2 separate regions of the Homo sapiens genome follow, and region 1 is linked to region 2. A link is an interaction called in ENCODE POLR2A ChIA-PET data of the cell type or tissue named here. Cell type or tissue: Panc1. All regions are shown on one strand.

Region 1 (5,000 bases), 140 kb before region 2:
GTATTCCCTAAATGCCTAGACACATAGCTACCTATCGATAAGTACTACTTGCTGACTGAATGAATTGAATAAATTCTAAATACATAGTCAAGAGACCCTAATCCATTTTCTCCATTTCCATTTAGGAAACAATCAATATATACATGGTAGGCAGGAAGAAAGGAGAGTCGTTTCAGACAGTTCTTTACCCTGCTGATCTCCTGTTCCTTAATAATATTCCTTAAACTTCTCTTCCCTTTTTTCCCCCATATTTCCAGAAAAATCTCCTGTCTCAAAAGCACAAAATCAGCTATAGAAAAGATTAATAAATTAGAAAACAAAAACATTTTAAGGGGTGACAGGAAGTACCTGGCAAAGGTAGACAAAAAGCTTATCTTCAGAATCTAAGGTCTGGAGACAACCCGGAGGGCAGTCTGGCTTCTATACCATAAATGAACAAATGGATACTAGCATAACACACTTAGCAGAAGAAAAAAAATTTAACCCAAAAGCACCTTCATAATTATGAAGCACAATCACTTGTAACATTAGTAACCTAAAATGATTTTGCCTTCTCCCTCTATCATCACTCTTAATTTCAAATGCTCATTTCTAAAATCTGTAGTATACAAAATTTTCTGTAGCCAACTATATATTCTAGAAGTCTCTTTCAGTGGCTTGCCTTTGAAAGAAGTTAAAAATGAAACTCATGTCTCTTGATTGGTACAATAATAAAGGAGACTCTGGAATGCTATAAGCTACCACTCTCTGTAAAGAGAGTGAAATCAGTCTGAACAAAGCTCACAAAGACAGAGACCAACAAACAGAACAAAGAAACCATTTGGAAAATCCCAATTATCAACCAACTTCTTGATCCAGCTCCAACACAATGAGAGAGGAGGATCTTGATCAAAACAGCAGAGAAAAAGACTGCTTAGATTGGTCTGCACTGGAAACTACCAAGGGAGTGATAGATTCCTGCATATAACACGCAGAAAATGGGAGGGAAGCCACTAGAAATTGATGGTGAAAAAGACTAAATTTAAGTCCATCCAGATCGGCAGCCAGATGTTCCAAACGCCCAGCTCACAGAAATATTTACTGCAAGGGCTGGGCCGTCAAGCGTACTGATGAGTATTGAAAAGCCCCGGCCGGGCGCGGTGGCTCACGCCTGTAATCCCAGCACTTTGGGAGGCCGAGGCGGGCGGATCACGAGGTCAGGAAATCGAGACCATCCTGGCTAACACGGTGAAACCCCGTCTCTACTAAAAATACAAAAAATTAGCCGGGCGTGGTGGCGGGCGCCTGTAGTCCCAGCTACTCGGGAGGCTGAGGCAGGAGAATGGCGTGAACCCGGGAGACGGAGCTTGCAGTGAGCCGAGATTGCGCCACTGCACTCCAGCCTGGGCGACAGAGCGAGACTCCGTCTCAAAAAAAAAAAAAAAAAAAAAAAAAGAAAAGCCCCCCCTAGAGACCAGGTTTCTTTAGAGATAAAAAGAACAAAAGCAAAAAACACAATGAAACCACCACCAATAGTTTGGACATAATTTAAAATATATACATATCAGGCCCAAAGTAGACTTCTTGTGTATGAACCAGATCGATTCAACTGACAATCCCCAATATTTAAACTGGCCTTTGTAAACAGAGCCAAAAAAATTTTTTGAAGGTAAAGTATAAGAAGAAAACATAATTCAATGCAATTAATGCCAAAAGTGAACCAAAATGTAATGTCCAGGATATTTCCAACATGAGTTGCTGAGATAGCTATCAACCTCTGAAACACATGTTCGTATATTAAGATAATCCATTCAGGCTTTGCAGAAGAGGAAGCACCACGATGGGGACAGAGGCATAGGTAGGAAAGTGGAGTGTTGATCAAAAGTCCAACCCACCTCGGGTTGAGGAATTTGCCCTAGGTTTTCTGGAGCAGTCAATAATTTGACACACAAACCAGCAAGGCCCTCAGCATCTCAACAATGTGTCCCCACAAATCACACTCTTCTTGCCCTAGGCCCAGAGTTACGCAAGAGAATCCAGCAACGTAAGGTTGGCATGCATTTTCCCCATGGCAGACATCAACACGAACCTCACCTTGTCACTGTCATCATGACAAATGTGGTCGTGATGGATGGACTGGCACTGAAAAGAAGCACCAACACTACCTACAAGAAAAAGGGAGGAAAGGTTAAGATGCAGTAATTCCTTACATTTAAACTGCTTTACCAATTAAAAGTGCTTTTACATCCATGATCCCATCTAATAAAATACTCATATAAGTAGACACTGTGGGGATTATTATTCATGCATTTTAACAGAGGAAAACAAAACACAGAGAGGCTGACCCACACAAAGGACCAGTTAGGGAGTGGCAGGTCTAAAACTACAACTCCATTATTCAAACTGCTAATTCCCCCTCTTTCTACTAGACCGAGTAGTCTGCTTTCAAAGTAAGATTACCTGCAGAAACACAAGCCTTCAATAAGGCAAACTCTTATTTATGAGGAAAAATATTACATTCCTTTTCAGACTACACATGCTTTGAGAAAAAACTGGTCCTATAAATTCTAAACATATAAGAAACAATCTAATCTACAATCACATAACACTTTAAATGTTTTTATTATTTTAAATGTATACCAAATATACCCATTTGTAAATTTTAAAAACTACCTTCCAATAACAACTGCTCTTTAATAATAGTTACATTTCTAGCCAATAAAAACACAAACTATTCAACAAGTGATTGGAACAACAGATTACCCATTTTTTTTAAAAAAAGTTTTGGTTTGTACTTCATACCATAAACAAAATGGTGAGTCAAAGATCTATGTAATGTAAAAAATGAGGCCAGTTTTAGACAAAAATGTTACATTTTTAAAATAATCTTAGAGGCCAGGTGCAGTGGCTTAGGCCTGTAATCCCAGCACTTTGGGAGGCCAGGGCGGGTGGATCACCCGAGGTTAGGAATTTGAGACCAAGCTGGCCAACATGGTGAAACCCTGTCTCTACTAAAAATACAAAAATTAGCCACGCGTGGTGGCGCACCCCTGTAATCCCAGCTAATAGGGAGGCTGAGGAAGGAGAATCACTTAAACCCGGGAAACAAGAGGTTGCAGTGAGCCAACCAAGATCATGCCACTGCACTCCAGCCTGCATGAGTGAGACCCTGTTTCAAAAAAAAATGAAAATGAAAATGAAAATAATCTTGGAATAAGAAAAACCTTCTGAAAGAAGATATTAAACATTAAGTCATAAATAAAAAGCACACGACTGTGGACCAAAGGCTAACAAAACCCCTCCTGAGTAGCTGGGATCACAGGCACACGCCACCACGCCCAGTTAATTTTTGTATTTTTAGTAGAGACGGGGTTTCGCCATGTTGGTCAGGCTGGTCTTGAACTCCTGACCTCATGATCTGCCTGCCTCTGCCTCCCAAAGTGCTAGGATTGCAGGCGTGAGCCACCCACCTGGCCTCAGACAGTACATTTTAAGATATTATTAATGTTGGGAAGATGTTAAGTAACATGAGGCTGAAGACTGTAAGTGAGGATCACCTGCTTATTTACTATTACAGTAAGAGCTTACTGATACTTCCAGATATGTAGAGCAGAAAATTCTCTTTCAGAATCGGATTTGTTTTGTTTTGTCTTGTTTTAAACAAAATTAGACACAATTCACATACTACACAATTATCTATTATTTAAAGTATACAATTCAATTTTTTTTTTTTAGTATATTCACAAAGTTGTACAACCATCATCACAATTTTAGGACATTTTCACCACCCTAAAAAGAAACCTCAAGCCCATTTATCTCTTCCCTGAGCCACTGACAACCACCACTCCAACTTCTGTGTATTTGCCAATTCTGGACATTTCATATAAACAGAATCATAAAACATGTGGTCTTTGTAATCAGGTTCATTCACCTACCATAATGTTTGCAAGGTTCATCCACACTGAACCGCGTACCAATCCATTCCTTTCTATGGCTAAATAATATTCCAGTATATGGATATACCACATTTTGTTTCACTCTGGAAATATTAAGACTAATGCTGTTTTGACATCCATTTATAAGTTTTTGTGTGAACGTTTATTTTCATTTCTCTTGTTGGGTCACTTGATCTCTCTATTCAACCTTTTGAGGAACTGCCAAACTGTTTTCCAAACTGACGGCATCGTTTATAATTCCACCAGCAATATATTACAGTTCCTCTGGCATTTTTTGAGTAGAATGACTTTGGAGTCAGACTTCAATACAATTCAGGAATTTACAGACTATGTGAACTTAGGTAAGTCACTTAACAAATCATATGCCTCCCTCATCTGTAAAATTAGAATATTATTATCTACTTATATGTAGGTAATCTACAGAGCTGTTCTGAGAGATATTAAAGTTAGATGTATGAAAAAGCTCATAGCACAGTGCCTGGCACACAGCAATTCAAGAAATGGTACTACAATTAACACTTCTATTCACATCAAGGCTGTGATTTACCTGTGAGACACTGCCTAAGTCCTCAATTTTTTTTGCTAGAGCTGTTTCATTGCCCTCATTTTTTGAGGAGGAAGGGGAAGAGATAACATGTCTGTCTCTCCAGCCACATAATAGGCTCCCTAATTTATCTTTTCATCTTCCAGCATGCAGCACATTTCCTGACTCATGGCAAGTACTAAGTAATTGCAAAAGCAAAGCATGAGAGAAAAGAAATAAAAGAAAGAGTTTTTAAAAGATAAAAAGGAAAAGGGGAAGAAAGGAAATGAAGCCTTCCTGATTTCTCCCTCCCTTTCCTAGTCTACACTTCCATCAGTCCCTCCACCTACAGACCCCAATGAGATTTAATGACCTCTTCCTCCTTTCTCCTGTACAAGCTGCTTAGCCCTTGTTATCAAAATTCCTATGTTGAAACCTAACCCCAAATGTAAGGGTATTCGGAGGTGGGGTGTTTGGAAGGTGATTGGGTTATGAAGGCAGAGAGCTCATGAATAGGATCAGTATCCTTATAAATTCAATCC
Region 2 (5,000 bases):
CCTCAGCCTCCTGAGTAGCTGGGATGACAAGCGTGTGCCACCATGCCTGGCTAATTTTTTGTATTTTAGTAGAGAAAGTGTTTCACCATATTGCCCAGGCTGGTCTTGAACTCCTGAGCTCAGGCAGTCCACCCGCCTTCGCCTCCCAAAGTGCTAGGATTACAGGCGTGAGCCACCACACCTGGCCGGTACCTTAAACTTTAATTATTCTAACTCCTATATTTAATTCAGCGAACACTAAGAACTGCAGTGGAAAAAGCCTTGGCTTTGGATCCCTGGCTCTGCTTCTTACTAGATACCTAACCATCTTTTATTTTTATTTATTTTTTACTTTAATTTAGAGATGGGGGGCTGGGCACAGTGGCTCATGCCTGCGATCCCAGCACTTTGGGAGGCCGAGGTGGGAGGATCACCTGAGGATGGGAGTTCGAGACCAGCCTGACCAACATGGAGAAACCCCGTCTCTACTAAAAATACAAAATTAGCCAGGCGTGGTGGCACATGCCTGTAATCCCAGCTACTAGGGAGGCTGAGGCAGGAGAATCTCTTGAACCTGGTAGGCAGAGGTTACAGTGAGCTGAGATCATGCCATTGCACTCCAGCCTGGGCAACAAGAGTGAAACTCCATCTCAAAAAAGAAAAAAAAAAAAATTAGAGGTGGGGTCTTGCTCTGTCTGTCACCTGGGCTATGGTGCAGTGGCATGATCTTAGCTCACTGCAGCCTTGAACTCCTGGGCTCAAGTAATGCTTCCACCTCAGTCTCCTGAATAGCTGGGACCACAGGTGTACACCACCATATCTGGCTAATACCTCATGTCCTTCGGCCTTAGTTTCCTCATCTGTAAAATGGGAATAGAAATAATTATTTTACAGGATTAGAAATAATGTATTTACAACCCTGTAATCTAGTGTCTAGCAGAGAAGGAAACTTAAGAAATAAATCATTGTTTATTATAGTAATGTTAAGATTCTGTGGTGGGTACTAAGGGATAAACAGAGTTAAGATTCCTGAAATGTTTTGTTACTTTTTTTTTTTTTTTCTGAGACAGTATCTTGCTCTGTTGCTCAGGCTGGAGTGCACTGGTGCCATTTCAGCTTACTGTAACCTCTGCCTCCCAGGCTCAAGCGATTCCCCTACCTCAGCCTCCCAAGTAGCTGGGACTACACTATACCTTGCTTACTTTTTATTTTCATATAATTTTTTTTTTTTGAGGTGGAGTCTTGCTCTGTTGCCCAGGCTGGAATGCAGTGGCTCTCCGCCTCCCCAGTTCAAGCAATTCTCCCGCCTCTGCCTCCCCAGTAGTTGGGATTACAGTCACACATGCCACCACGCCCGGCTAAGTTTTTTTTTTTTTTTGAGATGGAGTCTCGCTCTGTTGCCCAGGCTGGAGTACAGTGGCGCGGTCTCAGCTCACTGCAAGCTCTGCCTCCCAGGTTCATGACATTCTCCTGCCTCAGCTTCCTGAGTAGCTAGGACTACAGGCACCCACTACCACGCCCGGCTAATTTTTTGTATTTTTAGTAGAGACGGGGTTTCACCGTGTTAGCCAGGATGGTCTTGATCTCCTGACCTCGTGATCAGCCCATCTCGGCCTCCCAAAGTGCTGGGATTACAGGGGATTACAGGCGTGAACCATCTCGCCCAGTCTTGATTTTTTTTTTTTCTTTTTTTGAGACAGAGTTTTGCTCTGTCACCAGGCTAGAGTGCAGTGACACGATCTCGGCTCACTGAAACCTCCGCCTCCTGGGTTCAAGCAATTCTCGTGTCTCAGCCTCCCGAGTAGCTGGGACTACAGGCGTGTGCCGCCACATCCAGCTAATTTTTGTATTTTTAGTAGAGATGGGGTTTCACTATGTTGGTCAAGGTGGTCATGAACTCCTGACCTCTGGTGATCCACCCACCTCGGCCTCCCAAAGTGTTGAGATTAACAGGCGTGAGCCACCACTCCCAGCCCGGACTTTCTCTTATATAACCACCTAACAACAGTTCAGTTATCATAATTACAAAATTTAACAAATTCCTGAAGTAGTTTCTGAATTCAAATCCCTAAAGTATTTGTAATAGCTTTTTAAAACTATTTCCTTTTCTAGCAGGACTGTGACCAAAACCCTAATTTTCTATGGCTTCCCACTTGCCCTTGGATTGGATGTAAAATCTGTGCATGGCTTGTTGCCCGAGGCTGGCTAACCTGCAGGCCCACAGAAGGCAAAGGGCTTTGCACTGAGAGGCGCCTTCAGAGACTGGACGCCAGCCTTTTTCTCCCGTTCCACTGATGACTCAGCCACACATGGCACTGAGACTCGTGGCATTCACTCTGCCAACAGAGAAGCACAGCTCTCACCCTGCTTTGGCAGGCCTGGCACACTCCTATGGTGGCCCAGCGTCTGCTCTGGCTTTCTCTGAAATGTAAATCCATTCTTTTCCTGGTCAGCACACCTCCCAGCTCTAGCCTGGCACACAAGGCTCTCTCACTGGGTCCCCTGCTTACCAGCTCTTCCTCTCCTGCCTTTTTCCATCCTGTGCTCCACCCAACTGGCCTTTCTCCACGGTGACTTGTGTTTTCTCGCCCCCTGCTTCTGCACACATATTTTCCCCTGCCTGGGGAATGCTCTTCTTCCCCCGTTGGATTTTTCTATTATTTTCAAGGCCTGGCTCCAGTAGAAAATATTTCAATCACTTCCCTCTGAGCTGGAAACAAGATAGCTACCTGCACTTGTATTTAGCACTTCTATGGGGTCCTTCATTAGTGTTAGCCAACTGTAGTATGGGCCTGTCTATGGGTCTGGTTCCTCTGTCTGTGAGCTCCCTTGGGCAGAAACCATGTCTCATTTCTTCATTTCTCTGGTATTGCCCTGAACAGGGCCTGGCACAGGGTAGACATGGGTGACTGATGAAAGAATGAATAGCACAAATTACCCTGTGAGAGAGGGGCAGGCTTTTGAGTATAGAGATGATGCATGGATGTAGCACATAAATCATTTAAAAGACTGTTGTGGGTTTTATTATTGCTGCTAATGGTGTTATTCTTGGTAGAGATGTTACATTCGGCCAGGTGCTGTGGCACACTGTAATCCCAGCACTTTGGGAGGCCGAGGTGGGTGGATCACCTGAGGTCAGGAGTTCAAAACAAGCCTCGCTAACATGGTGAAACCTCATCTCTACTAAGAATACAAAAAATTAGCCGGGCGTGGTGGTGCGTGCCTGTAGTCCCAGCTACTTGGGAGGCTGAGGCAGGTAAATCGCTTAAACCCAGGTGGTGGAGGTTGCAGTGAGCCAACATTGTGCCACTGCACTCCAGCCTGGGTGACACAGTGAGACTCCATCTCAAAAACAAAACAAAACAAAACAAAAAAAACAAAGAGATGTTAAGAAGTTACATCCCGGCCAGGCATGGTGGCTCATGCCTGTAATCCCAGCACTTTGGGAGGCTGAGATGGGCAGATCACGAGGTCAGAAGTTCTAGACCAGCCTGGCCAATATGGTGAAACCCTATCCCTACTAAAAATACAAAAATTAGCCGCATGGTGGCGCACGCCTTTAGTCCCACCTACTTGGGAGGCTGAGGCAGAAGAATCACTTGAACTGGGGAGGCGGACGTTGCAGTGAGCCCACAGCACTCCAGCCTGGGTGACAGAGCAAGACTCCATCTCGAAAAAAGGAAAAAAAAAAAAAAAAGGATGTTACATCCCAAATGGCCTGACCTACCCAGTCAGGCCATTTTTTTTTTTCTTTTGAGATGGAGTTTTGCTCTTTTTGTCCAGGCTGGAGTGCAATGGCGCGATCTTGGGTCACCGCAACTTCTGCCTCCTGGGTTCAAGTGATTCTCCTGCCTCAGCTTCCCAAGTAGCTAGGATTACAGGCATGCGCCACCATGCCTGGCTAATTTTGTATTTTTAGTAGAGATGGGGTTTCACCGTGTTGGTCAGGCTGGTCTTGACGCCTAACCTCGTGATCCGCCCACCTCTGTCTCCCAAAGTGCTGGGATTACAGGCGTGAGCCTGCACAGCGGACCAGAGATCTTGATGCTCTTCTTGTAACTGTTTTAGGGTACCATGAACTATACCCGTAATTAGACTGCAAACTTAATTGATAAATATTGTGTGTGTTCTGACTGCTTCACTGGCTGATTGTTCCCCGTCTCTTTCCCTCTCCTCAGGCGTTCCTATTCCCTGAGACACAACAATGTTGAAATTAAGCCAATTAATAACCCTACAATGGCCTCTAAGTGTTCAAGTGAAAGGAAGAGTCACACATCTGTCACTTGAAATAAAAATCTAGAAATGATTAAGCTTAGTGAGGAAGGCATGTCCAAAGCTGATAGGCTGAAAGGGAGGCCTCTTGTGCCAAATAATTAGCCAAATTGTGAATGCAAAGGAAAAGTTCTTGAAGAAAATTAAAAGTGCTACTCCACTGAACACATGAGTGATAAGAATGCGAAACAGCCTTACTGCTGATAGATAGTAGTCTGGATAGAAGATCAAACCAGACACAAAATTCCTTGAGCCAAAGCCTAATCCAAAGCAAGGCCACAATTCTCCTCAATTCTGTGAAGGCTAGGAGAGGTGAGGAAACTGCAGAAGAAAATTTGGAAGCTAGCAGAGGTCGGTTCATGAGATTTAAGGTAAGAAGCTGTAGGCTGGGTGCAGTGGCTCACGCCTGTACTCCCAGCACTTTGGGAGGCCGAGGCGGGCAGATCAACTGAGGTCAGGAGTTTGAGACCAGCCCAACCAACATGGAGAAACATCGTCTCTACTAAAAATACAAAATTAGCTGGGCGTGGTGGTGCATGCCTGTAATCCCAGCTACTTGGGAGGCTGAGGCAGGAGAATCACTTGAACCTGGGAGGGCGAGTTTGCGGCGAGTTTGCGGCGAGCCGAGATGGCGCCATTGCACTCCAGCCTGGGCAACAAGAGCGAAACTCCGTCTCAAAAAAAGAAAAAAAGTTGTCTCTGTAATATAAACGTGCGCAGTGAAGCAGCAAGTGCGGATGTAGAAGCTG

Evidence for each region. ChIA-PET counts read pairs that join two places held together with the same protein. Peaks named below come from ENCODE experiments on the same cell type or tissue, not always from the same donor. Only the 100,000 strongest peaks of a DNase experiment are listed, where the experiment ranks them.
Region 1: POLR2A ChIA-PET joins it to region 2 with 6 read pairs; 4 of 35 experiments call an interaction of 5 or more read pairs at or near these places.

Annotation. Positions count from the first base shown.
Region 1 is chr9:36,422,540-36,427,539 of GRCh38, forward strand. It overlaps a transcript of RNF38 not described here. Among named protein-coding and RNA genes, the nearest start is that of RNF38, 25 kb to the left of the region's middle. In Panc1, no CTCF peak of the experiment used is centred here; no DNase peak of the experiment used is centred here.
Region 2 is chr9:36,564,643-36,569,642 of GRCh38, forward strand. No RefSeq gene overlaps it. Among named protein-coding and RNA genes, the nearest start is that of MELK, 5.8 kb to the right of the region's middle. In Panc1, no CTCF peak of the experiment used is centred here; a DNase peak (open chromatin) is centred at 2,289; H3K27ac peaks cover 1,184 bases.